7 separate regions of the Mus musculus genome follow, and regions 2, 3, 4, 5, 6 and 7 are each linked to region 1. A link is a loop called in an ENCODE intact Hi-C map of the cell type or tissue named here. Cell type or tissue: heart. All regions are shown on one strand.

Region 1 (4,000 bases):
TAGAATCCTGTGTGTGAGGCTGTGGGTTCAACCTTCAATACCAACAAATAAAAACTGATCAGGAGCATACTCTCTAGAGCAGAAATATAGAATGCCATCGCCATCCCTGTCTTGAAAAAACAACAGAAAACAAAAACAAAAGAACAAAAAACAACTTTCTGGTGGTCACTGGTTTTTTTTTCCTTATTTTTTAAGTTCATTAATCATTTGTTTACATTTCAAATGTTGTCCCCCCATCCCGATCTCCCCTCTACAACCTCCTCCCCACGCCCTCCCCTCTGCTTCCAAGAGCGTGCTCCCTCACCCACCCACCCACCCACCCACTCCTGCCTCACCCCTCTGGTATCTTCCTTCACTGGGGCACCAAGCCTTCACAGGACCAGGCACCTCCCCTCCCACTGATGCCAGATGAGGCCGTCCTCTGCTACATATGTAGCTGGAGTCATGTGTGCTCTTTGGTTGGTGGTTTAGCCCCTGGGAACTGAGGGGTCTGGTTGGTTAATTGATACTCTTGTTCTTCCTATGGGGTTGCAACCCCCTTCAGCTCCTTCAGTCCTTCCCCTAACTCTTCCATTGGGGTCCCCAGGCTCAGTCCAATGGTTGCTGTGAGTATCTGCATCTGTCTTAGTCAGGTGCTGGCAGAGCCTCTGAGAGGACAGCCATGCCAGGCCCTAAGTACATCAAGGCATCAGCAATAGTGCCAGGGTTTGGTGTCTGTGGATGGAATGGATCACACAGCGGGACAGTCCCGGGACGGCCTGGCCTTCAGCCTCTGCTCCATTTTTGTCCCTGCATTTCCTTTAGACAGGGACAATACCTTATTTAAAAAGATAATATTAAAAAGATAATAAATAATTTATTTAGCTCAATATTACCTGTTTGCTGTATAATTGATACTTACAAGTTAATGGGTTGCCGGGCAGTGGTGGCACACGCCTTTAATCCAAGCACTTGGGAGGCAAAGATAAGGCAGGTTTCTGAGTTCAAGGCCAGCCTGGTCTATACAGAGTGAGTTCCAGGACAGCCAGCCAGTACTATACAGAGAAACCCTGTCTCAAGAAAAGAAAAAGAAAAAGTAAGCCGGGCATGGTGGCACACGCCTTTAATCCTAGCACTCGGGAGGCAGAGGCAGGCAGATTTCTGAGTTCGAGGCCAGCCTGGTCTACAAAGTGAGTTCCAGGACAGCCAGGGCTGTACAGAGAAACCCTGTCTCGAAAAACCAAAAAAAAATAAAATAAAATAAAATAAAATAAAAAAAAAAGAAAAAGAAAAAGTTCATGAGTTAATTTGCACTTTAGTGATGGTAATATTAGTTCAGTATGTATCTATCAACACGAATGCTAATTTCTCAGTGGTCAAAGGCATAGCCAGTCTCTGGTCAGTGCTGAGGAGGCGGAGAAGTTTGAGTTGAAAGCCAATTTGGCCAATCCTGTCTACAAACATTCAGGGGGCTGGAGAGATGGCTCAGTGATTAAGAACACTGACTGCTCTTCCAGAGGTCCTGAGTTCAGTTCCCAGCACCCATGGAGACTTCGGCCACCCATAACTACAGTTCCAGGAGATCTTCTGACCTCCACCTGTGCCAGGCACACAAATAAATGGTCCACATACATATGCAGGCAAAAGCACACATGCATAAAATAGAATCTAAATACAATATTTGTTTGTTTGGAGACAGAGTTGTTCTGCCTAGCCTTGGCTGTCCAGGAGTTCGATCTGTACACCAGGCTGGTCTTGAACTCTCAGAGATCTGCCTGCCTCTGCCTCCCAGAAGTTTTGTTATTGTTTTACTAGAACAAAGTTTTGCAGAAAAATGTACAGTGCTTGTTTTGAGCTCTAATTAATGTGTATATACCGTGAAAAAATGCAGTACTCTCCCAGAGACAAAGTGCGTAGAGGGGAGGAGGGAGTTAAAAAGAAAGGAATTTATGCTCAGTACCGGGAAGCGCCCCCCACCCTCCTGCTGCTGGAAGCCTCTGCTGGCTGCTAGGGTTTTTCTGTATAGAAGGCAAATAATCCCGGAGCCTAGATGCCTTCAGGGACAGTGGAAGTACCAGGCAGTGGGAGCAGAGGCTCGCGGGGTGGGGGGCTCTGAGGCTCCACCTGGCTGTCCCCTTAGCCTCAGCTTCATCCTCCGGGACGGGAGGGGCGTGACTTCCAGGATCTGAGGACACCGGGGCTCCGCCGTTCTGGATAGTCCGTAGACAGCTGAGACCGCCCGCGGTGGCAGATGCTGTGACCCCAGAGCTGCTGAGACGCCACAGGCTCTCCAGAGTGTCCCTCCTCGGCTCCGCCGCCAGGGGGCGCGCGGGGCTCGTGCTGGCCCCGGCTCTGCGCCTCGCGAGGGAGAGCCTGGCTGGTGGCACAAAGCATCCCCATCCCCGCTCTGTGACTACCACACCTGTCCTCTGAACACAGGACCCCAACCTGTCAATTGCCAGGGATATATAGAGAAACCCTGTTCCGCAAAAACAAAAAACAAAAACAAACAAACAAACAAACAAACAAACAACAAAAAAAGAAGCCAAGCCGATCAGTGGTGGCACGCCTTTAATTCCAGCACTTGGGAGGCAGAGGCAGGCAGATTTCTGAGTTCGAGGCCAGCCTGGTCTACAAAGTGAGTTCCAGGCCAGCCAGGGCTACACAGAGAAACCCTGTCTCGAAAAACCAAAAAAAAAAAAAAAAAAAAAAAAAAAGCCAAGCTGAGAACAATTTAAAGTGAAAGTACTTAGATCTTTTAGATCTTTCTTTTCACACGGGCAGCACATGCTAACAGTAAGGAATGGAGAAGGTGGCTTTGGGTTGTTTGAGCAGACAGTGCCCATTCAAAGACACCTGGACTGAGAGCAGTCATTTCCAGACTGAAGGAGGCGGCCTTTGTCCTGCATGGAGGACCTCAGGGTGAGCTGGCAGGCCCTTACTAGCAGAGGACCCCTGAGGTCAGGGGACTGGCCCAGCAGTGTGGCTCGGGCTGCAGGGAAGCGGTGAGACCGCGGGTTTTAGGGCCTGTAAAGGAGCACACGGGCTCAGGACAACATGGTCCCCTGCCAGTAATTCACTCACACGGAGCCCTGGGATGAGGGCCTCTCCAGCTCGAGCTGCGCTGCCTGCCCAGCATCTGTTCCCTCCTGTGTGGAGGACACAATGCAGTTTGCTGGACTCTCCCTGCCTGCCATGTGGATCCCGGGGGTTCCCTCTCCCGCCTTCCAGAGCAGCTTTTCTGAATTCGGAGAATGCCAGCGCTGGGGAAAGAGGAGAGCCTTTGGTCCCAGTTGGCAGAGGCCAGGAAGAGGGTCTGCCTGCAAGCTGGCCGCCCGCCTCTCCCGCTGGTGGAAAGCTAGTTGCTTTGCCCTTACACCAGGTTTCCGCCGCTTCCTGACATTTGCAGCCCGTGTTCCTGAGGACCAGGCCTCTTAGTGTGGGTGGGAAATTGGATGGTGCTCTTATGATTCAGCCCTGTCTCTAAAGGTCACTCCCCCCTGAGTCTGGTGACCTGAGTTCAATCTCCGGGATCCCTGTGGTGGCAGAAGAGGAACCAACTCCTGAAAGCCGACCTCTGACCTCCACACATATGCCATGCCATTAACACACTCTCCCCCCTGAATACATAAATGTAAAAATAAGGGACTGTGGTTTCTTGAGGCAAAGCCTGTATTATAATAATAATAATAATAACAAATTATTATTATTATTATTATACACAAGTTAGTAAGGGCCAGGTGGGAAAGGCCATATGCTGAGCTTTAAGAAGATTTATACCCAGCCATGGTGGCATATGGTTGTACTGAGGAAGCTGAGATGGGGGGTTGTTAGTTTTATCAAAGCCAGTTTGGACTACAAGCAAAACTCTGTCTCAAAACAACAACAACAAAAAAGACTTTGCTCTGTGTACCTCTGAACTCACTCTGTAGACCAGGCTGATTGAACTCACAGAGATCCAACTACCTCTGTTTTGAAGTGATGGGGTTAAAGGGGTTTGCCACCACACTAAACTTCAAAA
Region 2 (4,000 bases), 350 kb after region 1:
AGATAGGACCAGCTAGAGTCCAGGCTGGCTTCAAACTCACTATGTCGCTAAGGCTGGGCTTGAACTCCTGAGTTTCCGCTGCTACCCTGCAAGTGCTGGGATGACAGGCCTGTGCCACCATGCTTCACAAGGTTGGTTTTATGTGCTAGTTCTTATTAACAAATATCAACTTAAAATTATTTTACTAAAACTATTTATCAGGCAAATATGGTATCTGGGAACACTGTATGAAGAGAAGTAAAACTCTTGCCTTGTAGCAATACACTTGCTACAAGGAGCTGACTAAAAAAGACAGGGAAGGGAGAAATGGTTAGATTTTCTAGATACTGGAGAATGTAACATTTTATAAGTTCTAGTTTTGTGTCTTCCTTTACCCATATTCTTTTTTATTTTATACCCACGAAGCACAACTTAACATTAACTTTAAAGAGAATACAAAACAATCAAAGAACAATCCATCTGCTCAGTACATCAATCAGCATAGTAGGTCAGCACCCACCACCGGGCAGTCCGCTGCTCCGGCCTACCTGCTTTTACCTCCCCTTCCCTAGACTCTCTGGCAATTACCACACAGGAGAGACCCAGTGCACAGGAGGTAATCAGAAGATAGTGGCTGTTTGCCCAGCCTAGATCCCAGCAGTGGTCCTTGTCCTGTCAGAAGCAGCAGAAGGAGAAAGCAGCAGAACTCACCATCCACTCAGGCATGTGGAAAGCGGAGGTGCCCTCATTACCGTCCCACTTCTCCATAGTGCAGGCTTGGCTAAGGGATGTCCTGAAGCAAAATGGAAAGCTGGTCTGCAAAGGCCAGGGTTACCTGAAGACCACAGAGAACACCACAGGCCCAGTGACTCGGGGGTCAGGGGTTAAAAGAAGCTCTTATCTCTTTTCACAGAAGCTTCCTGTTCAGATCAAGATTCTGAGCCAACCACCTGGCGAATCTCTTACCAGCCAGCCTCAAAACCTCTGCCTACTACTCGGAATCAGAGCGGATGCAAAGCTCTGCACTGCAGTGCCTATAGGGCACTCTAGACCATCGCCTCTGTGCAGACTTCCTTCAGCAACAGGCTGGCTTTCTTCTGAGTATAAGGCCCTAGTTAACTTTCTCCCGCCCCCTCAGGACACGTCACTGCAAGTGCTGATACCAAGATCAATAAAGATCGAGGTCAAGAAGGCACTCCCCTTTCTTGAGAGCTGCTGATTTGGATCAGTACAGTAAACAGGCGTTTCCTTGAAATCGGAGTTCTTTATGGCTTTCAAGTTCAAGCAGCTAGAGAAGCTCCTGGTCTGCTCCCACCAGGGGGCTGGCACCACCACCTATCTCAAGTTAAATTCTTATTGCATCGGAGTTCAGATGAAGTCAGGAAAGATGTTTGGTTTTTTTCTTCCCAAAGCTAAAACTTGTAATGCTGAAAAAAGTTCTGGGACCACAGCTCCCTCTGCTGGCTCCCTGAGGGATGGCACAAGAAGGTCTAAGGGGCCTTTGTTATAGAAACAGCACAATGCTGACTGGAATGTTTCACAGAGGCTAGACAGAACTGCTCGCCAGCCCTTCCCACACACCCCCACCTCCCCAAATCCCGGTCCCAGTGAGGGCATACAGGAGACCCAGGGGTCTCAGACAAGTGCCGAGAAAGTCCAATGCTGATTTTCCCTCATGGGTCTGGGGTCAGGATGAAACAGGATGCCAACACAGTATCCTTTCCTATGTAAACCATCTGATTAGAAAGGATCCCAGTTGTTTCTGCATTATGTTCCCCCATATAAGCTTCCTCTTTTCTGCACATTTCTGAAATTTGTAAAGAAAACGTAACTTGAAAAAATGTGATTGATATACATATCTATATCTATATCTATCTATCTATCTATCTATCTATCTATCTATCTATATACACAAAGCAGATCTATCTGCTTAGTTCGAGAGGATGTTATCTATCCAGTAAGAGGCTGGGAACATAGGGCATGGAAACAAAGGCAGACAGATCTCTATGACTTCCAGACCACCTTGGTCTACACAGTGAGAGCCTGTCTTGAAAAATAAGAGAAGGGCTAGAGAGATGGCTCAGAGTTAAGAGCACCAACTGCTCTTCCGAAGGTCCTGAGTTCAAATCCCAGCAACCACATGGTGGCTCACAACCACCTATGAAGAGATCTGATGCCCTCTTTTGGGTTGTCTAAAGACAGCTACAGTGTACTTACATATAATAAATAAATCTTAAAAAAAAAAAAAGAAAGAAAGAAAAGGAAGAGGAGGAAGAAGAAGGAGGAGGAGGAGACCAGAGAGATGTTAGACCTAGTGGTACATTCCTACAATCCCAGTGTTAGGAGATGAAGGCAAGACGATCAGGAGTTGAAGGTTATTTATTCTCAGTAACATAGTGAGTATGAGGCCAGATTCAAGAAAACAAGAGTACCACAAAAGGGCTGAGAGATGCCAAGGAATAAAGCAGTTGTCCACTGTGTGCAAGGCTGTATGTAGGTTCAGTCCCTGCCATAGGAAGCCCAATAACATAGACCTGAAACACCAGGGACTCGTAAGAAATTAATGCTAGTCATGGTGACACATGCTTATCATCCTAGCACTCGGGAAGCAGAGGCAGGCAGATCTCTGAGTGTGAGGCCAGCTTGGTCTACTTACAGAGTGAGTTCCAAGCCAGCTGGGGCTACATAGTGAGATCCCACCTGAAGGAAAAACATTCATTATTGCTATGTGTGTAAAAGATGTGTGTAGGGGAGTATTTGCCAAAGTCCGTGTGTGGAGGTCAGAGGTCAGCTGGTGAGCTGCCTTGCCAGCCCAGCACTATGCTAATCTCTGATGCAAGCTTCATTTCTTTGACGCTAATAATCATACTATAATTATGATTACAGGCTTCCCCCACTTAGGCTTCACAGTTTAAAAGAATGAATCCTTTGGGTATGGAACACAGGGAAGGATTGTAATACCTAGGAAGAGTAGCTGGAAGATGCCAGGGAAGGCAGAACATCAATAACTGACTAGCTAGCGGCCTAGAGCCTGTGAGTTGTATTACCTGCTATCTCCTGTGGTGAAGACCACATGGGTGGCAGCCATGAGCAGGCTGGTTTTGTAATCAGACAATCTTGAGTGAGATGCTGCCACGACTTACCCTCACTATCCCACCAGCTTTCCAATCTAAAAATGAAATAAAACTGCCATCTCCCAGTTTGATAGAGGCTTTGGGAAGAGAACATATACTGAGGCCTTAATGACACCTCATTAGCCACGCCCTTTCCTACCTCAGGCCTCTACTCAAGCAAAATGTGTTTAGTACCTTTACCACCTTCACCCTCACTTATTCAAATTCTCCAAAATTTGGCTGAAATAAGTGTCCTCATGAAACCTCCCCTAAAATGAAGAGTTTCTCTTTTGTTTAATGTTGCTCTTTGGCCACAGCACCATGCCTAGCCATCTTCATCACAACTGTTGCACCCGTGGGCTCACTCCTCATAGACTGCAGGCTTCTTAGGGGCTTAGTCAACTTTGATTTGACTACAGTGCCTGGCTTGCAGGAGAAGCCTAAGAAATGATAATGTAAGTTCTAAAATTCTGTGCGCTGTATGGGTATCTTATAACACTATAGGGAAAACTTATAAAAGTCAATATATTTAAAATGTTTATGCCCATTTTATAAGATTTGGTACATTATTTTATATCTATAAGGATTAATATTACTGACTTATTTCGTGGTGTGGTTTTGAAGGCATTTAATCCTTAATTATATTAAATCTGCAAGGATATATGATCTACTCTCCATTGCTTGATCCAAATCAATTATAAACCATTCTGATCTGTAGCAATAATGGAGCCTTTAAGAACAAAGCAAGGTCAAAAGTCTGTGTTACTGCTGAAGGGGAGCCCAACCCTTAGAATTACATGTCAATGACCACTAATTACCAAACACTCTTGTTTATATTCCTCACATAATGACTGAATAGACAGGGACGACTGCCTTTATGGTCATGTTAAACCATGGAAGCAAATGAC
Region 3 (4,000 bases), 110 kb after region 1:
TCTGAATGGTGTGTCAGTGTGTGTGTGCGTTTGCTACTGTGTACAGGGCATCAAACAAAACAACAAAAGACCAAACAGAGGTAAGACAATTTAGAAGATACTAAGCATAGGCCTTATCCTGTCACATGTTATCTTGAAGGTTAAGTTACTAAGACTGGGACTGGATCCTGAGACACAAACTCCTATCACTGAACTGCAATGATCCTATGTCAGGAGACAAGGGTGAGAAGAGTAGGCTATCAAAGATCTGGTGCTCACTGTTCACATGGAGAAATACATTTTGGCTATGGACAGTCAGCTGTTTGAACCAATACTAGTTAACAAACACCCACCTGATGAGGAAGGACAGGTGAGACCGCACATAGCAAACACGGGGACAGAAGTTAAGAGTGCCTGCTCTAACATACCAGAGTAGTGCCTGGCTTGGCAAATTCCAATAAGCTGAAAATATGCCTATCTTCAGACCCTCAACTACTCTCCTGGACACATCTTCAAGTATGTTTGTCAAGAGCACTTGTAAAAATCTAAGCACTAGAGGGATTGGGGCAGAAGGACTGAGAGTTCAGGCCAGCTTGAGCTACATAGCAGAAGCCTGTCTCTTGAGCTGCACAAACGGGTCAGTGGTTAAGAGCACACGCTGCTCTCGCAGAAGACTGGTGTTCAGCCCCACTTACATTCCCAGCACCCACGCAACCCCAACTCCAAGGAAGCCACTGGCCTCTTCTGGCTTCTGCAGGCAGTGGACTCCATCCTCCCATATACATAAGTGAAAATAAGAGCAAAGTAGTTGAAGAATACCCTTTCAAAAAGAAATTCCACCAAGTTTTCCTTTTTTCCATGAAGCAAATGGTAACCCTTTGGTAGTTTATCGAGTATTTTTCTAGTAAAACAGAATAAAGCCAGAGTGAATTAGAACATCAGGAAAAAAAAATCAGAATATATCACTTGTAATGAAGGTATTACTGAATGAAAAAGGCCAAGCGCCCTGTGCACAGTGCACACACATGCGTGTTCCTAAGGTGCTAGCCAGCCAGAAGGTTCCAGAGGTCTGCCTGTCTCTCCACAGTGTGGAACTGTAATGCCAGCCACCACGCCCAGCTTCTTCTCTGGGTTCTGGAGATCAGACTCAGGCCCTCATGCTTGCACACCAAGCACTTTGCTAAGTGAGCCGGCTCCCGGGCCCTCCTGAATTTATTTTTCCATTGAGAATCAACACTGATCAAGAGTTGTCTTAACTGAAGAGAATTAGAACCATTTTTGATAGGTAACCTGGCATGAATTGACTGATACTGACTTTTCTGAGTTGTCTTTTAGGTGTGTCCATACTATAGACTAGTCCTCAGAAAAAAATTCTCTAGCAAGCAACAAATGTGACAGGTCAGGATCAATCATGACTGATGAATTAATGAGGGCTCTCGGACACCTCTGCAAGATTCTCTTGTTTACTGTGAGTGTAAGCGTGTATGCCTCACACTGAGCAGCCTCTGCAAGCTTGCATCCTGCAGAGCCCCTAAGCCCTGTGCAGTCGGTCACACTTATGCCAGCCCTCTGTACTGTCTTCTTCTGCCTCACAAAGCTCAGCCACGATGGCCTCCTTCCCTTTTCATCTCAAAGTCCCTTGCCTGTGACACGTCCTCTGTCTGATGTCCTCTCCTCAACATTTGCCTGCACTGATACTACGGCTGGTGGCCTGACAGCTCCTTCAAAGTAAGCCGTTTTAGTCAAAGACTCTATACCTTGCAGTATATCAAATTACAATTCCTTAGTAGCAACTCACTAGAGATTTGAAGGGCCTCTATTTTTATACTCGACAAATGAAAGACTTTAGTCCTTTTCTGTTCTTTTCTTCACTGCTCATTTTTGAGATAAGGTCTGTGTCGTCTAAGTTGCTATGGAATACCTGGGCTCAAATGTTCCCCCTGCCTCAACCCCCTGGGTAGTTGGGACTACAGGCTCATGCCATTATACCTAGCCAGCTCTAGTCTTTGTTTAGTGATGTTGGGAGCTGAACCCAGGGCCTCACACGTGCTAGGCAAGTGCTCAACCTCTGCATCACGGTCTCAGCTTTCATCATCCTCACACCATAGCAACGCAGCACAGTACAGTAGCAAAGCAAAGCCATGTCTCAAAAGCATCTTCCTTCATAGGAAAGAAGTTGTCCTGGGTTCATTATGTTAGGATGCCCTCTTCTGGGAAGTATAAAAATCTCACAAAATATATGTTACAAACATTTAAACACATGGCTAGCTAAGCACGTGCTTTACCACTGAGCTAGATTCCCAGCCCCTCCATTAGTTTCTAAGTTCAACATTCCAAAAATAGTATTGTGAATAAGTGATGGTACGAGATTATTACACGATTCTCTTCACCTTAAGTAAATACAACATATATACTTTATTAATGTAGTGCTTCGGCCATTCCTGACTGCTGTCCTGCCCAGCACTATACCCACCCAGACATGGTTTATATGTCTAAATACATACTATAAATGGAATAATACAAAACACAGCCAGCTTTAAGTCTCTTAGTATTGTGAAAAACTTAAAAGCCTGAGACAATTAAGGATCATTCTTGGTATCTAGCAGAAGCAAACAGAAACCATGTGCAGCATCATATCATAGACCCCAAATAATTTTTAAAATTAATTTCCAAACACATCACAGAATGGTCATTTACATTTAACCAGTATATGAAGAGAATAGTCAACACAAAAAAGAACTGTCAGTAACATGGATGGTAGACAGATCCACAAGCCCCTCAGAAAGAAGAACTAACAAACAAACGAACAGTAAAATCACATGGTTATCTGTGGAAATCTAAAATCATAATAGTAATAAATTTCCACACAAACTGGAACTTACAGTGCAAATCCGAACAGGTGGAGAAACCCACTCTCATCAGAAAGTCTAATGAGGGCTATATTAGGGCTGAAGGACACTGTTCAGGGTAGGACTCTGGTCTCGCATGTGAAACTCTAGGGTTCGTTCTAGCACAAAGGGAATAAAACCCATACTAGGAAAAACTTTTAACCTTAAAAATATTAAAATCTAAATGTCAGTCCTTACATTTAATGTAAATATAATACATACTCTAGTTAACCAGACTGTGAGAATGGAAGAAAACCAACGCCGTAACACTAGTAGTAAGGGACCCCAAACTCAACTCTCATAGAACAGGCTAAAGTTGGAGGTGCAGGCTTAAAAATTGTGATGAAGGGCTTGGGATGTTGCTCAGTGGTAGAGTACTTGCCTAGTATATGCGAGGCCCTGGGTTTGATCCCCAGCACTGAAAAAAAAACAAAACAAAAAACGATGAAAAGAAATGAGAGAGTGCTAGAATTCCAGGCTCCTTCGATAGGCATGAACCCACAGTTAAGGAAAGAAGCAAACTTCTAGCACAAACATTACCTGCAGCAGCCAGATGGGCAGTTACCTCATCAGCTGCCGTGGAGTTGAGGATGTCCGAGTCATCATAAGAAGTGTCCTCGGGGGAGGAAGGGGAGTCTTCATCAGCACTTAGCATACTGTGCTCAGTGTACGTGGCTACATGGACCTGCTGGACTTGCTGGGCCACTGCATGGGCTTCTATGGTAGCCATGTGTTCAGTTTGGGTCACTCCGTGCTCCTCCATGAAGATCTACTGCTAGAAAAAAAGGAAAGAGGGGTAAGGGGAGGGAAAGGGAGGAGATTCAGTGTATAATGTAACACGATGCTTAAACTAAGGTTTTTATTAAGAGCAAAGAAACTTTGACAAAGCTCTGATTTTATTACTTGACCACACCAAGGTGTGGAAAATTCAAACAACATAATAATAGGATATTTTTGGGCTAAAGCGATGGCTCAGCGGTTAAGAGCACTGACTGTTCTTCCAGGGGTCCTGAGTTCAAATCCTAGCAATCACATGGTGGCTCTCAACCATCTGTAATGAGATCTGATTCCCTCTTCTGGTGTGTCTGAAGAGAGCTACAGTGTACTTACATATAATAAATAAATAAATCTTT
Region 4 (4,000 bases), 230 kb after region 1:
TACACAAAACCATCCCTTAGGCTCATCACCCAGAGAGGTCTTGGCCAGCTCCCGTGTTGTTTTTCCTGGGGGAAGGGAACTAGGACACTGAACCTTCATGCAATCAGACATGCCTTCCACAGGATGCCAACAGCAAGCTATCCTCTGTGCAGTGCTTAGCCTCGCACCCCACGGCATAATGCAGCATAATTTCTTTTAGAGCGGCAAACCGAATCTGAGGAGATTGTCCCACCTCCACTGCAGCAAAAGCCTACGCTACCATGGCGAAAGTGCGGGCCTGCACACGCTGCACCTAACACATGTGCCAAACACAAAACACACACACTATAACAAGCATACATCCCAGGGCTCTCATCCCCGCTCATCTTCTCTGAAGCAAGGGATAGATAGCCAGAGGGGCTATCTCTTTAAGGGAAATTCAGGGATCAAAAAGGCATGGAAAAATGTGAACATCATGTCGAGCTGGTATCGGCTTCTGGAACACCGAAAGGATCTCCCATCTCGGCTCCATCGTTTGTGCTTGTGGGACCATCCACCACATCCACAGGGGCAACTGAACTGGATCAGGAGCCTCATTCTTGCAGCGTCTCACCAACCTCTCCGGCACCCAAAGAGGTTCCGTCTGGTCCTGTGGAAACACACAAACAGACCCTCTCGCCCACGTCAACACCTGATCTGGTCGATCCTCTCCAAATCTCCAGACAGAAGGTCCACCTACAGGTGGCTGCTGAGGAGGCATAGGGAGGCGGCGCAAAAGCTAATTCGCCTTCCTCCTCCACCTCGGCTCTTTTATTTCGTCCTTTCTGTCCACCTGATAACACTGTGTCTCCTTTCTTTTTCCTTTTTCTTTTTAAGCCCTTCTCCTCTTCCGACATACTTTCTTGTTGCTCTGTAAGGATTTTCTGACCTGTCTTGACTGCCTCTACACACAGTTTCAAACAGTAACAGAGTCCATATATCAGAACAAACAAGACCAAAACTATCAGACCTACCCACAAAGGGTCAATGGGAGAAAAAAGCATAACTACACAGCGAGGATCTCTTGATCACTACACTGAGGTTATCATAGTTCCTTAATCTATCCTGAAACCGTGAACCTTAACTTGTCCCAAAGCCATGAACCTTTCGTTACCTTGTACCTGCTTCCTGTCAACGTTATATTCGCCTCTATTTTATCGGAGGTCCTTCCCAAACTCCTGGGTTACTTTGTGCCTACTTCCTGGCAACTTTATGCTCACCTCTATTTTATCCGAGGTCCTTCCCAAACTCCTGGGGTCGCAAGTTTCACTCACCATGAACTTACCCTGCCGGCAACCACTGACTGCTGAAAGTTCTGAACTCGGTGGGGGAGTCGGTTCCCCGTATGGGCCACCAATTGTCGCGTCCGCTCTCGACCAGCAAGAACGACGCGACCACCAGTCCTTCTGCACACATTTATTCAGTCCTGTTTCTTCTTTCTCCATATATCTCCCTTGTTTATATCTCCCTTGTTTATATCTCCCTTGTTTTTATATCTCCCTTGTTTTTATATCTCCCTTGTTTATATCTCCCTTGTTTATATCTCCCTTGTTTTTATATCTCCCTTGTTTTTATATCTCCCCTGTTTATATCTCCCTTGTTTATATCTCCCTTGTTTTTATATCTCCCTTGTTTTTATATCTCCCTTGTTTTTATATCTCCCAATAATAACAATCCTCTCTCGAATAATAATCCTCCCTCTAACCCGGGCCTCTCACTCTTATATACTCTCAGTTCCCATCCACACACAGCAGGCCACACCACTTCACCAGGCACGCAGCTTCAGCTAATCAGGGCAGCAGGGGCAAATCTCCACCAAATTGGATTCACCTGTATCCTGGTACACCTGCGCAGCACTCAAGATGTTTGTGGTTTATATGAGGAAGTCAGGTGCAAGTCATATGACTTAGCTGCAGTCCCTGGCGCCTTTGGGACTGCCGCCACACCCGCTCCCCACAATGATAAGAACAGTTTACACAAATTTGAGACAGGAGATTCTTTTTTTTTTTTTTGGTTTTTCAAGACAGGGTTTCTCTGTATAGCCCTGGCTGTCCTGGAACTCAGTTTGTAGACCAGGCTGGCCTAGAACTCAGAAATCCGCCTGCCTCTGCCTCCCAAGTGCTGGGATTAAAGGCGTGCACCACCATGCCCGGAGAGACAGGAGATTCTTGGTATAGGCATTACAATGCTGTGTCCGGATTGAAACAAGATCTGAGGGCAGAGAAATCAGTATCTGAACAACCTAGGGTAAACTTTACACATCCTTACAAAAACATTATGACCACAAACGCCCTCTTCTGGCCGCCAAGAGCACCAGGTATGCTTGTGCTGTTATGAAAAACCATGACCAGAATGGAAGCACGCATTCCCAGAATAGCTAAATTCAGAGTGTTCTACCACTACACACATGCAGGAAAGCACTTATAAACATGAGAAAGCCTTTTAAAAAGGTTTAAGATAAAGCACGTCTTCCCAGCAGGCTATTCCTTGGTCTCAAGACAATTGGAAGAACTTCAGGGCAGGTCTTTCTTCATTGGCTGGTGAGCTAGTGTCTTAGTCAGGGTTTCTATTCCTGCACAAACATCATGACCAGGAAGCAAGTTGGGGAGGAAAGGGTTTATTCAGCTTACACTTCCATACTGCTGTTCATCATCAAGGAAGTCAGGACTGGAACTCAAGCAGGTCAGGAAGCAGGAGCTGATGCAGAGGCCATGGAGGGAAGCTCTTTACTGGCTTGCTCAGTCTGCTGTCTTTTAGAACCAAGACTACCAGTCCAGAGATGGTCCCACCCACAAAGGGCCTTTCCCCCTTGATCACTAATTGAGAAAATGCCTTACAGTTGGATCTCATGGAGGCATTTCCTCATCTGAAGCTCCTTTCTCTGTGATAACTCCAGCTGTGTCAAGTTGACACAAAACTAGCCAGTACAGCTAGCCTGTGTACTGGAAAAGCCTTGTTGTTGACCTATGGGAGGAGAGGTAAGCTGCTATGGCATCTAGCTGGAAGGAAGATTTTATTATGACACACACGGAAGGTTATTGGTAGAATCAAAACATAACACCGTTGACTGTGCATTATGTATTTTCTTTAGAGCTAGTCCCCTGAAGAATCTCTCGGGGCTGGGGAGGTGCTCAGTGGAAGAGTACTTGCCTAGCCTGCATAAAGCCCCACACCACAGACAGCAAAAGGAGCCATTGGAGTCAGGTGTGCCTGGACACACTTGTAATCCCAGAGTGCAGGAAGCTGAGTAAGGCAGACAGAGAATCTGAGTCTAACCTAGGCTACATAGTCGGACCTTAGCTCAGAGAGAGAGAGACAGAGAGACAGACAGAGATAGACAGACACACACACAGAGGAGAGGGGAGAGAGAGAGACAGAGACAGACAGACAGACAGACACACACATAGACAGAGTCAGAGAGAGACAGACACACACAGAGGAGAAAGAGAGAGAGAAAGAGACACATACACAGAGGGAAGGGAAGAGAGAGACAGACAGACAGAAAGACAGAGAGACAGACACACACATAGTGACAGACACACACATAGTGACAGAGAGAGACAGACACACACACAGAGGAGAGGAGAGAAGAGGAAAGGGGAGGGGAGGGCAGGGGAGGGGAGAGAGAGAGAGAGATCATATAATGTTGGGAACTTAAAATTAGAACTGTTTTTTCCACAAGAACTGAACAAACCCTCAGTGTAAATGGGAAGGTGTTAAATTTGGATAGCTATTGAACCTCACTTCAGGAAAGCTACGGTTCATTTGATCTATTTATGAATACACATCCTTATGTCGTCTTTATAAATAGTAAAACGAACTGTGGGGTTGTGAAAAACCATGACCAGAATGGAAGCACACATTCTTAGAATAGCTAAATTCAGAGTGTTCTATCACTACCTTTCTTAGAAGTTACCCTCGAAAACCCGTTTCTTCCTTTCTACTGTTTCCCCCCTGCCTTTTCTTCCATCCTTTTTTTCTT
Region 5 (4,000 bases), 290 kb after region 1:
AATACAACTGCTTACAGTGAGCCAGGCCCTTCCACATCAACCATCAGCCAAGAAAATGCCCCATAAACTTGCGCACACACAGGTCAGACTGCTGGGGTGTTTTTCCTCAATGGAAATTCCCTCTTCCAAAATGACTCTTTCTGGTGTCAGGTTTGCACAAAACCAGCCAGCACAGCTACTGATCTTTAAGATGACTCCTACTTCTCTACATTTTTTTTTTTTTTTGATCCTCCTAACTGTATTAGGTATGTTGCTATCAAACCAACTTTGCTGGGATCCCAAATTCTAGTACTGTATTCTTCTCAACCAATGGAATTATTTCTCCTTTTCTTAGGAATAATTCCATTCTTTTTTAGACATGGTTTCACATTGTAGCTCAGAATAGCCTAGAACTATGTAGCCTAGCCATGGTAACCCTCCTTCATCCTCCTGAGTACTGGAACTACAGACATGAGACTTTGTACAGATCTTAACCCCATTTCTTTAAAAAAATATATTATTTATGCATATGAGTCTTTTGTCTGTGCAGCAAATGCTTCCTGGTGCCCATGGAGGCTAGAAGAGGGAAGATGTCCTGGGACTCGAGTTACAGATGGTTGGGAGCCACCATCTCAGCTCCTCTGCAAGAGCAATTTGTGGTTTTAATGACTGAGCCATTTCCCCAGGCCCTCAACTTTTTTCTTCTTTACCTTTCTGCTAGTTGGCAGGTGATAGGGGGAAGGAGGACATCAACCAAGACCATATTCTTTGGAGATTTCTGGGTACTTTTCATGGTCCCCAACATTTCACCAGTCTTCCAGTCCCACTCCTACGCCACTGTGGATGTAAGCTTCTTCGTAGGGTCAAGCTTCATTGTGATTTTTTTTCCCTAGAGCTGAGGACTGAACCCAGGGCCTTGAGCTTGCTAGGCAAGCGCTCTACCACTGAGCTTAATCCCCAACCCCCGTTGTGGTTTTTTGTTGTTGTTGTTGTTTATTTTTTGAGTCACAGTCTCATGTAGCTCAGGCTGGCTTAAACCATGGTTTAAGTGAAGATGACCTTGAACTCCTGATCTTCCTGTCTCCAAAGTTCTGGGGTTACAGGTGTGCACCACTAAGCCTGGTTCTTCATTGGTTTTGCATACCACATTTCTGTATGTTTAACACAGGGGGTCACAATCTATGGTGTATTAACATTTTGGACAGAAAAATTAAGGCAGAGTGTCCATATGTTTTAAGCTGTTCAGTAGAGCTTTTGGCTGTCCCCAACAGATGCCAGCAGCATTTTCCCTTTAGTTATGACAACCAAAAATGCCTTTAAACATTGCAATATATCCCCTGGAGAGCAAAAATCTCCTGTTGCAATATCTTGGCTTTGTAAATAAACTCATGTGAATTTATTTCCAAGAAAGTCTTTGGCTCAAGGCACAAACTACTTGATTTTGGAATTTTTCAGGGTATAATTTGTTAAAACTCTTAAAAATGTACAATCTACATTAAAATCCACAATCCATGCTTAGGTTATGCCTGCTTCAGTGCGACACCCTTGCCATAGCAAAGCCCATTGGGTTTCTTACTAAAGAGTTCTTTGTCTAGCTCTCTGTTCTTTGTGTACCTGTTGTCTTAAGCAGTCAATTGCCACTTAGGATTGACAGTCCCAGAAATGATTTTCCTGTGATCCCAGCTGGTCAGGAACATCCTCACAGGGTCTCCTTTTGAGGCTTTCTTCCTTTTCCTGTTTATCCCTAGGGCAAAGACTGATGTGTTTGGAGTGGCACTGAGGAGGTCTTCTCCCGTTGGCTTCTATCTAAAGGTAACTGAGCCTAGAGCTCCATCTGGCTTTGCTTTCAGAGATGGGAATTGAAAATGTGAAGATCTCTAAGAATCAGAATGTAATCTTTTTCTAGTGAATGGTAAAACAGCAAAGACTGGACCTCTATCTGCTCAAGATAAGCCCAGATAGATATTCAGAACTTGTCATGAAGTGGAAGATGTCTGGGGGAAAAACTGGATGAAGTCATAAGAAACTTCAATCAACTGAAAACTTTGAAACTGTAGGCCATTCAGCTTATTTACCAAAGAGTGACAATCATGAATATCCTTGGTCACAGAAACAACCAGAAGTATACCTGGGAGGTAATGTCAGGCTGGTTGATGCTGCCAGTATTTTGAAATCTGGACTACTGGAGCTAGTATATAGATGCATCAGTGGTTAAGAGCACTCGATGCTCTTCCAGAGAACCTGATTTCAGTTTCCAGCACCTACATCAGGTGGCTCACAACCATCTGTAGGTAATTCTGGCTTCCACAGGCACCTGCACTCAGATGCACATATCCATACACAGATACATAATTGAAAGCAACACCTTTAAACAATAATATTAATAATAATAAAAAAACTCCCACAACACTATGCTACCAAATTCCCTTGTCCCAGGTTTTTACTTCCAAACTCAGGCTTCTGATGGAATGTTGATGGTAAAAATAGGAATAATTAGAGACAAAACACACTCCTTTCCCTATTTAAGCATGCTAATTCACAAAGATAAAATACTCCATTAAATAGATGGTACCTGGCACTAAGACAGCCTAAAAATATGTTGCAGGAAGTCTTCAAGTACTGTGTTTCTAGACTAGTAGGCAGACAGGATAAAACAGAGCACATGAGGCACACGATACAGCAGAGGCTATATAGTGCCTGGACCTGGGGTTATGTAGTAATCAGTGTGCACCAGTGTCTTTAAGCAGTCTCTCTCCTTCCTTTTTTTTTTTTTATTATTTTTTTAAGAGTATATTGCAGTGTCAGCAGAGGATGTTGGCTCACTAGAAGCTGGAGTAAGATACTGGTGAGCTAACATATGGGTGGGTGTTGGGAATTGAACTTGGGTCATCTTTGAGACAGAACAGGCAACTGGACTCATATTCTAGTATGATTTAAAAGATAAATCTCTACCTGACCCTTTTCTTTTCCTTCTTTCCTATGGCTGGATATGACAGACTCCAGGTAACACAGTGGAATTGGGTGACCTAGATCCATACTTTAGGTTTTTGTTTTGTTTTTTAAAATCTGAATCTCACAGTCTTCTCCTCCTCAAGGTTGTGGTTCAGAGGTGTGCTCCTTATACATAGCCAGCTGTGGGTCAAGGCGTGGTGTTCGGGGAGAGACAAGGTATTTGTTAGCAGTGTCTCAGTGTAAAACAAGACTCTCAGGGTGATGGTCACTCCAACACACCTGCTGGTAACTGCATCAGCTTTTCACATCTTCATCCTACGGCAGGTATCCTTGTTATTTTTTGCCCACATATCTCTCATCTCTGAATTCATAGTTCACAGAATTAAGTGGTATTCTCAGGACACAGATCAGTTTTAAGAATACTTTATTTTTTGAGATTACATAGTCATTATTGCTGATCTAATACAATCACTTAGACATAGAGATTTCCAAGAGCTTCTCAGAACTGGTGATCCTTAGAGGCTTTGTTCCTTTCAGTAAGATGACAGTAAGAACTAGATGATTATTTGTATAGATATGGATGTGTTTTACATATATAAGTATATATATGTTTAGACTTGTCAATGTCAATATATAATTTGCTGGTGTTACCTATTTTCTTTCCATAATTTTCCTTTATTAAAAAAGCTTAATGCAACAATGCATTCTGATTTATTTTAAACCATGACAAAAGTTAATTCTGAGGAAAAGCACAGGAGCAGCAATTTCAGATCTTTTCAGAGAAAAGCCAAGCAGCAGAAAAAGCTTTGCAGGAGTGTGTGGCCGTGGGGAGCCTGGCTCTCCCAGGAGGGGAACATGAGGAGGGAGGAGGGCAGAGGGAAGGTAGATTAGAGGCATTTTTGTTTAACAAGAAAAAGAAAACAATATTTCCACTAAAACAGCAAGAAGACCTTGAAGTAGCACAAATTCATTGTAGACAAGTGGTGTATTTCCCTCTGCCCAGGGCCACATAACCAGAGACAACCAGTCTTCTCTTCCTTGTCTCCAGGTAGCTAGAGTGCTTGTAAAA
Region 6 (4,000 bases), 370 kb after region 1:
TGAGAAGGCAAGAGGCAGTAGATCACAGAGCTGGAATTAGACGGTGATCTGCCTGACATGGGGCTGGGCCCTCCAGAAGAGCAGCAGTGTTCTTAAGCACTGAGCTACCTAGTCATCCCTGTGTAGGAGTCAAGGGATCTGCCTTAGAAATCTGATGACAGCAATAGTCAACCTGTGTCTAACCCTTTCCTTCTGCATCTGACTCTTCTCTCTGGAGGGAAGTCCTGTTTGTGTATGCCTTTTTAGAGACTTCTTTGCATAAGAGATTTTTGTGTGGACAGGTCTGGTGTTTCTTTTCCTACAAAATGGCAATGTCTTACCATATAGCTCTACTCTCAGTAGCTATAGAGAGTCTCTGTCTTTAACATCTGCATGTTTCTCCATTTTATAGAAATAGCCAATATTTACTTAACCAGTCACCAAGCAATAGACACTTCAGTTGTTCACATCTTTTACAATCTGTTACTATGATATAATGCTATAACATTCTTTTTTAAGAGAATTTTTGATCAGGTGTGGTGGCACACACCTTTAATCTTAGCACTTAGATGGCAGGGGCATGTAGGTCACTGTGAGTTCAAGGCCAGCTTGGTCTACCATAGTGAGCTCCAGGACAGCCATGGCTACATAATGAGACACACACTATTTTGTTTGTACTATGTACTATATATATCCAGCCAGTCTTGCCTTGTTTGTGTGTCTATGGAAGAAGAGGCATACTCCTGCCATGATGTGTGTATATGTATCTGTGGAAGGACATGCTTGCCAGGGCGTGGACGGAGGGCAGAGACAACTTGCAGCAGTTCTCTCCTTTCCCCATGTGGATTCCAGGGGTTGATCTCAGATATTCAGGCTTGGTGGTCCTTTTATCCACTGGATCATGTGTGACAAGCATTTGTAGCACACATTTCCAGAAATTTTGTTTTTTTTTAATCTTTAAAAAATCTGCATGCAATTAGAAATGAAGGGATTCATCAGCCACAGAATAACCAACTTGTTCATCCCAGTTTTACACACGCATGGTTACAGTCTAAGATTTCTCTACCATCTCAGAACCTGTTTGAAATCCACAGGGAAAAGAGCTGTGGTAGTCAAAATGGATTAGTATATAGAATTTCCAAAGTGTCTAATTGCGGCACTTGGGAGCCTAAGGAAGAAAGATCAGGAGTTCTTGACTAGCTTGGGCTATACTGCTGAGACGACATTGCAAAAACATGTGTGTGTGTGTCTAAGTGCAGGTGCATGCCACACATGTGGAGGTCTGTTGTTTTCCACTGTGTACTTCAGGTGGCTGTACTATGAGCTTCAGAGAACTCTCCCCCACCTCCCCACCTTGTGGGTTCTAGGAATCCAAACTCCTCCAACCACTTTACCTACTGAGCCATTGCCCCAGACACTTTCGCAGTTTTTTGTTTGTTTGTTTGTTTCTATATGCACTAAGAAATTCTCATCTACACCAAGGTTATCAAGATTTTTTTTCTTTGCTTTTCCCATGTAATCTATAATCTATTTTTTTGGCTAATTCCTATGAAATGAGATAACAGTCAAAGCAGTCAAAGATCACCTTTCCTCCAAAGTGGATATATCTAATTGTTTTGCTGAGAATAATATCATTTTCCCATCGAATAACTCTGACTCCTTTGTGAAACACAATTCATTGTACAGCAGTGGGTCTACTCCTGCACTCTCTTTTTGGGACACTGACATACCTGCCCAGCCTGTTCCCCTAGGCTTAGTGCCAAGTATGGCATGAGAATGAGCTTAGAAACTGCACACTCCTCTGACATTTCTCCAAGTCATCACCTTCCTTTTCTTCTTTATAATTTGGTACAGTACAGCCTTCAATGTCAAAATTTCTTAATGATATATATGCTCAAATACAAAGTTATCCCTGAATGAAGATTTTATTATATGATACAGGCCAAAAAAGAAAACAATATGAAAGTCAGTCGGAATTCACTATGAACAGAGCACTAAACTCAATCAATACCTTTGTGCCCTCTGGTGGCAGGAAATAGTAGGAACCTGCCAATTAAGAAAGAAAACAAACACTTAATACATCAATAATATGACTGATATTTCCATGAAATCCTGATCCCGTCTCTGGCTCTCTTGTCATTTTTTTCAACTCTTCTAATACAAAAACTTTTCATTAAAAGCCACGCAGACAGAGATGGTCAAGTGTGACAACCTTCATTCAATTCCTAGAAAATACTTAAAATACAAGGAGAGAACAGACTTCACACATGTTGTTGTCCTATCTCTACATGCACACTGAACACAAACACAATAAAGACAACAACGATGATGATGATGATGGTAATAAATGAAGCAGGGCTAAATGAGCTCAATTGATAGAGTGCTTGCCTACTGCGCACAGTGCTCTGGGCTTGATGACCTGTAGCGCTGTGAGAGTGGAATCTACTCAGGATGGGAAGGCAGGAAGATCAGAAGGTCAAGGTCATCCTTGCTACTTAGCAAATTCAAGTCTAGTTTAGACTACTTGCAACAAAGGAGGAAGGGAGGGAGGGGAGTAGGACAGAAGGAGGAATCTGAGTAGAAGGGCAGAGAACAGAGAAGAGGTGAGGCTGGCCGGGGCTGCTGGCTGTGATGACTCTCCCAGTCCTTGGCTGAGATACTACAGGAGCAAGAGCCCAAGTTAGGGACAGCCAGGCTACACGGTGAGTTATAGGCAAGCTAGGACTCACTGCTAAACCCTATCTCAGGAAAAAAAAAAGGGGGGGGGGGGAATTGTTGTGTTTTAATCCAATGTAAATAGAGCAAAACAGAAAACCAGTTATAAAGACAAAACATTTGGATACATTCCTATACAAAAGAAATGAAGCCAGAGTTCAAAGGAACAGTAACAAGATTTTAGACAATTAAGAAAAATTGTAAATGAAGTGGTTTTAAAATATGTAGTCTCTATAAATTGTGAAAATATAACTAATAATATACATGTATACAATGTAATATACAATGTATAATATATATACAGAGATCAACAAAGATTACTGTTGGAGCGAGGGTGAGTAGGGAAAGAGACAATTTATAGAGCTATATATTTTAAATATATATAATAAATAGCCTTTAAAATTGAAGGTCATTCTTAAGAAGTCAAATAGTAAGTGTATGCTTCCACATGAACAACAAACATAGGTATCACGTGAATAGTCCTTTGCACAGAGCAGTGTGTTCTAACAGTTGATTATAATTAACTAACCTTTGTTAGGTCCCTCGGGGCACACAGACACACTGTAACACTCTCAAACCCACAGAAAGAAGGATACAATAAATTTAATTATCAATGTTTCTCTACATTTTAATCCTCTGAATTATACCCTAAGGTCTCCCTGCGAAGGAGGATGCTCCAAATGTCTGCTTTCTGCACAATGGGCTCAGGCAGGCTCTAGCCCCTTTAGTATCATCATTCCTATGGTATATCATAAACGTCCAGTGGATCATATCATCTCTCTCCTCTCAGGAGCCTTATTCTTAAGTCATTAAGTTTGTTTTCATGTTGGTATTCTCACCAACCCTTCCCGTCTCTATAACATGTTTATTTATTTTAGAGGCAGGCTCTCACTTGGTAACCGAAGCCACACTCAAACTCTGACAGTCCTGCCCTGAGTTTCCCCATGCTGAGATTATAGGCTCGCACCCTTGTGCTCATTCCTATTCTGAAGGAACCAATCTGTCTCCTCACTAATCTTCAAACTGCCTCATCTTTGGTTTCTCGTTTTTAAATCTATTATTCCAGTCACTTGGGTTTCAGACAGGAGTCAGTGCTGCACTTTCTTCTCCTAAAAGTGTATTTATTTTCATTAAAAAAAAAAAAAAAAAGCCGGGAAGTTGGCGCACGCCTTTAATCCCAGCACTTGGGAGGCAGAGGCAGGTGGATTTCTGAGTTCGAGGCCAGCCTGGTCTACAGAGTGAGTTCTAGGACATCCAGGGCTACAGAAAAACCCTGTCTCAAAAAACCAAAAAAAAAAAAAGTACA
Region 7 (4,000 bases), 94 kb after region 1:
GGACTTCACTCAGCTTGATTTTGGGAAGCTAACTGAAGCCAAACCAGGCTTAAACCACAGTCAGCTGACATACTGACTCACATTTCCTGGCACAGGAACCAGTGTACGCATGTAGGAAGACAGTAGGTCTGTGGAGTGAATATTCTTCAGCACGTTTGATGATTTGGGGCAAGAAAAGCAGTTTATCAAGTTTAAACCTTAGATCATGTACCTATCAAGAACACATCTGTGCTGCCTTTGCACTGTAAAACCAGAGGGAGAGGAACATTTTGAGCAAGGAGTTGGAATCAAGGACTTGGCGATGGCTGTAACTAAACGGTAAAGCAAAAATGCTAGGGGATACTTAAGGATTAAGCTGCAGTGAATGAGTATGCCAACACTTTAATATGGAAGAATGGATCTCCTAGGTGTTTTTATAATTCTTTTTATAATAAATATGGAATCTCGGCTGGGCGTGGTGGTGCACTCCTTTAATCCCAGCACTTGGGAAGCAGAGGCAGGCGGATTTCTGAGTTCGAGGCCAGCCTGGTCTAGAGTTCCAGGACAGCCAGAGCTACACAGAGAAACCCTGTCTCGAAAAAAACCCAAAAACACCCCCCAAACCAAAAAAAAAAAAAAAAAAAAAAAAAAAAAAGGAATCTCATTATATCAGAAGATAATTCAAATAGTTATACAGCAGGGGACCATGCAGGCAAATCATCCATGCTTATATGACAAAGATAGGCCTAGTGACTTCCTATGTGGGCCATGCCATGGCATCTCTTCCTAAATGCTTCCGACTCACACATCTCCCACCCTCAGGCCATGATATAATACACTTCATGTATATTTGGCTCTGAGGCATCAAACAGAGGGCTAATAGAAATATATCTATTTGCAAACCCATGCTATCAGCTGCCTCATGAGGTCCTTTATCCTAGTTTCTTGACTGTCTTTTCTAGCCTCGAGCAGAAAAGGGCTTATATACATTTTCTATTTCTTCACTTAAAAAACAAGAGCACAAATGCACAAATGAAATAAACTGATGCTACAAACTTAAAAGTTCCTTTTTTAGTCCCATTAATAACAACCTACAAAAGGAGAGACTGTCCCAAATTTAAAAAAAAAAAAAAAAAAAAGAAGATTCATCTTATTTATCTATCCCCTCCCTCCCACCCCCCTCAGCCTGGCTTTGAACTTGAGAGTTTCCTTGCTCAGCCTCCTCAATGCTAAGACTAGAGGCATAGATCATCATGACTGACCAGAAAGGGACTGACTACATGGGGAAAATCAGTTACCAGTTGTCCAGCATAGAAACAGTTAAGTAATTCCCTTCCAGAATTTGACTCTGTGTCTTGTTCACTGCCAGTTGGCCTAATTAGTGGTCCTGGAGAGGTTGTGAGAGTAAAGCCTCTCAATGTGCTTGTTAAGGAAGGTCTGCTGTAATCCACAGGGAGACAATCAACAGGATCGGACTGTTCAGGCTGTCCTTAATTGGGCTAGAATAAGCTTGCTTGGCTGCTCTCATTCTGACTTAGGTCTCTGTGTGTGCCTAAAGGGCCCTAGGCTGACCAGTAAACTTACTCCAAGCACAGTAGAAAATACTGCTCCTTCCAGGGTACAACCAGAGAGAAAGGGCATCAAATCCATGTTAATAGCAAACAAAAGTAAAGACTGCAAGAGCTGGAGAGAGAGCTCACCGTGAGGAACACTGGTTGCTCTTCCAGGGGAACCCAAGTTTGACTCCTATTCACCCCATGGTAGTTCCCCACCCTCCCAACTCCCATGGTAGTTCTAAAGTCTGTTAAGTGCAGTTCCAGGGAAATTCAATGCCCTCTTCTGGTATCTACAGGCACTGCATGCATGTGGTGCACAGACACACCCACATATAAAAATAAAGATTACGTGAAAGTAAACTGGGCATGGTGACTTGTCTGCAATCCCAGCACTTGGGAGGCAGAAGCAGGAGTATCAGTTCCAGGTCATCCTTAGCCAAGGCAGCCACACGTACACAAACTATAGATGGTTTTAAAATAAGATTTTCTCAAATGCTAAACAGCCTAACTGAAGGGATGAGACATGCTGCTAAATGGAAGGTAGAACACTTTATTAGCATATTTAAGATGTGGGTTTCAATCTAGTATCTGGAGAAAAAGCAAAAGCCTAAACTAGCTAAAATGAAACAATCATTCCTACTATGCTAGAAACCTGCCCTTTGAAAATTCAGCTCCTTATCTGCTGTTCAGCAAATGTATTATCCTTAACACATGTTAAAACAGCATTGGCCACTCAGTCTCTCTGTCTCTACATCAGGGATATCTGAGGCTCCCCAATGGTATTTAAGACTCAATTGTAAGAAAACTTTCAAGTTAGCGTGTCTAACAATTCCACCTCTACTGGTCAGATAATACAAATCACCACCATATCTGTGAGTTAGGTATCTACAGGTTCACTCAACTGTAAGCAAATACTCAGGGTTAAAAAAAAAAATTACGGGCTGGAGAGATGGTTCAGCGGTTAAGAGCACTGACTGCTCTTCCAAAGGTCCTGAGTTCAAATCCTAGCAACCACATGGTGGCTCATAACCACCCGTAATGAAATCTGATGCCCTCTTCTGGAGTGTCTGAAGACAGCTACAGTGTAATTATATATAATAAATAAATAAATATTTTTAAAAAATTACCTGTACTGAATATGTACCAACTGGTCTTTTCCATAGTTATTTCTTAGATAATACAGTCTAACGATCACTTATATGGCATTTACATTGGATTATGTATTGTATATAGGCAATGCAGAGATGATTTAAAGTCTATAGAAATATCTCGTACAAACACTATGTGCCATTTTCTGTAATACAGTGAGCATTGGTGGATTTGGGTATCAGTAGTGGGTTCTCTATGGACTCTGAGGACAGCTGTGTAACACATAAGAGAAAGTAGCATATATTAAACCATGCAGAAAGGTCTACAGTCTACAAGAAAATTGTGTTGAGGCAGAGAAGGTAAACTGGAGATGATTTTTTAAATCTGTGTGTATGATCCATGCCTCAGCATTATTATGAAGGTCAAAGGACAACTCTGGATGAAGGTCCCCACTTTTGTTACAACAGAATCCAGCAAGCAAGCTGGCCTGCGAGCTCCAGGCCATTCTCCTGTCTCTGACTCCAATCTCTCTGTTTGGATTACAGACATATATCACCATGCCAGATTTCCTGTGGTTCTGGGGATTTGAATTCAGATCTACACACTTGTGACAAGCCCTCCTCCCTCTGAGACACCTTCCCAGCCAGGCCTTGCTATTTTAATTTGAAATGAGGAACTTGCAGGTTGACAGGCCAGTTACATACAAAGGAATACATATCTGAATGTGTATTCAAGGGCATTAGAGAACTAGAGCCAAATGATTTCCTTACTCGTTAGCTGGATTATTTGCACTACCAATTTTGGTTCAGAGATGATGAAAGTGGCTAATCCTTATGCGAATATAGTTGCCTACAATTGCTAGCACAAACACTGGCATCTCTTGAACACTGGTTTTTCTCAATCTTATTCCCTCCCCACTCAAAGCACACTGCTATAGAAAACATGGGATGAGCCGGTGTGAAACTGTAACCTCACTGGGCAGTGGTGGCGCACGCCTTTAATCCCAGTACTTAGGAGGCAGAGGCAGGCAGGTTTCTGAGTTTGAGGCCAGCCTGGTCTACAAAGTGAGTTCCAGGACAGCCAGGGCTATACAGAGAAACCCTGTTTTGGAAAAACAAAAACAAAAAAGAAAATGAAAACAGAAACTGTAACCTCAGAATGAGTAAGGTCAAGGACTGGCAAGTGGACCCATCCAAGGCCTTCTTCAGACAAGCCACACTTTTGCTTCCCATGATCACACCCAGGAACCTCTTCAAGTGCTGCCCTGCAAGCCTCAGGTTTTCTTACTCTCAGGTTGGTCAGTCTCTGCGGGCTTGTGGTAGCTACACTCTTTATGTAAACTACACACTAAAATAACATGCTAGCTTGCCTACCAA

Evidence for each region. A loop is a pair of places that touch in the nucleus more often than their neighbours do. Peaks named below come from ENCODE experiments on the same cell type or tissue, not always from the same donor. Only the 100,000 strongest peaks of a DNase experiment are listed, where the experiment ranks them.
Region 2: it touches region 1 in a loop (9-fold over the local background); 17 of 42 quality-filtered maps call a loop at or near these places.
Region 3: it touches region 1 in a loop (2.7-fold over the local background); 22 of 42 quality-filtered maps call a loop at or near these places.
Region 4: a loop joins it to region 1, with 2.6 times the contacts of the local background. A loop is called at or near these places in 5 of 42 quality-filtered maps.
Region 5: it touches region 1 in a loop (2.3-fold over the local background); 2 of 42 quality-filtered maps call a loop at or near these places.
Region 6: it touches region 1 in a loop (4-fold over the local background); 6 of 42 quality-filtered maps call a loop at or near these places.
Region 7: it touches region 1 in a loop (2.4-fold over the local background); 7 of 42 quality-filtered maps call a loop at or near these places.

The regions. Positions count from the first base shown.
Region 1 is chr6:30,204,068-30,208,067 of GRCm38, reverse strand. No RefSeq gene overlaps it. Among named protein-coding and RNA genes, the nearest start is that of Gm31221, 28 kb to the right of the region's middle. In heart, a CTCF peak has its summit at 2,290 (motif pointing right); a DNase peak (open chromatin) is centred at 2,297; H3K4me3 peaks cover 583 bases; H3K27ac peaks cover 738 bases.
Region 2 is chr6:29,850,830-29,854,829 of GRCm38, reverse strand. All of the region lies in intron 1 of Ahcyl2 (S-adenosylhomocysteine hydrolase-like 2), which reads right to left. Among named protein-coding and RNA genes, the nearest start is that of Strip2, 64 kb to the left of the region's middle. In heart, no CTCF peak of the experiment used is centred here; a DNase peak (open chromatin) is centred at 1,539; H3K4me3 peaks cover 603 bases; H3K27ac peaks cover 1,320 bases.
Region 3 is chr6:30,089,554-30,093,553 of GRCm38, reverse strand. Nrf1 (nuclear respiratory factor 1) reads right to left here. Exons shown (of 12, transcript NM_001164226.1): 3 at 3,408-3,642. The coding sequence starts at 3,630. Among named protein-coding and RNA genes, the nearest start is that of Nrf1, 44 kb to the right of the region's middle. In heart, a CTCF peak has its summit at 2,192 (motif pointing left); no DNase peak of the experiment used is centred here.
Region 4 is chr6:29,973,344-29,977,343 of GRCm38, reverse strand. No RefSeq gene overlaps it. Among named protein-coding and RNA genes, the nearest start is that of Gm52897, 6.5 kb to the right of the region's middle. In heart, a CTCF peak has its summit at 2,324 (motif pointing left); no DNase peak of the experiment used is centred here.
Region 5 is chr6:29,911,649-29,915,648 of GRCm38, reverse strand. It overlaps Ahcyl2 (S-adenosylhomocysteine hydrolase-like 2), which reads right to left. Exons shown (of 17, transcript NM_001171000.2): 17 at 3,339-4,000. Among named protein-coding and RNA genes, the nearest start is that of Strip2, 3.4 kb to the left of the region's middle. In heart, a CTCF peak has its summit at 1,814; no DNase peak of the experiment used is centred here; H3K27me3 peaks cover 319 bases.
Region 6 is chr6:29,831,771-29,835,770 of GRCm38, reverse strand. The region is part of intron 1 of Ahcyl2 (S-adenosylhomocysteine hydrolase-like 2); the gene reads right to left. Among named protein-coding and RNA genes, the nearest start is that of Ahcyl2, 65 kb to the right of the region's middle. In heart, a CTCF peak has its summit at 2,006 (motif pointing left); no DNase peak of the experiment used is centred here.
Region 7 is chr6:30,110,370-30,114,369 of GRCm38, reverse strand. All of the region lies in intron 6 of Nrf1 (nuclear respiratory factor 1), which reads right to left. Among named protein-coding and RNA genes, the nearest start is that of Mir182, 54 kb to the left of the region's middle. In heart, a CTCF peak has its summit at 1,836 (motif pointing left); no DNase peak of the experiment used is centred here.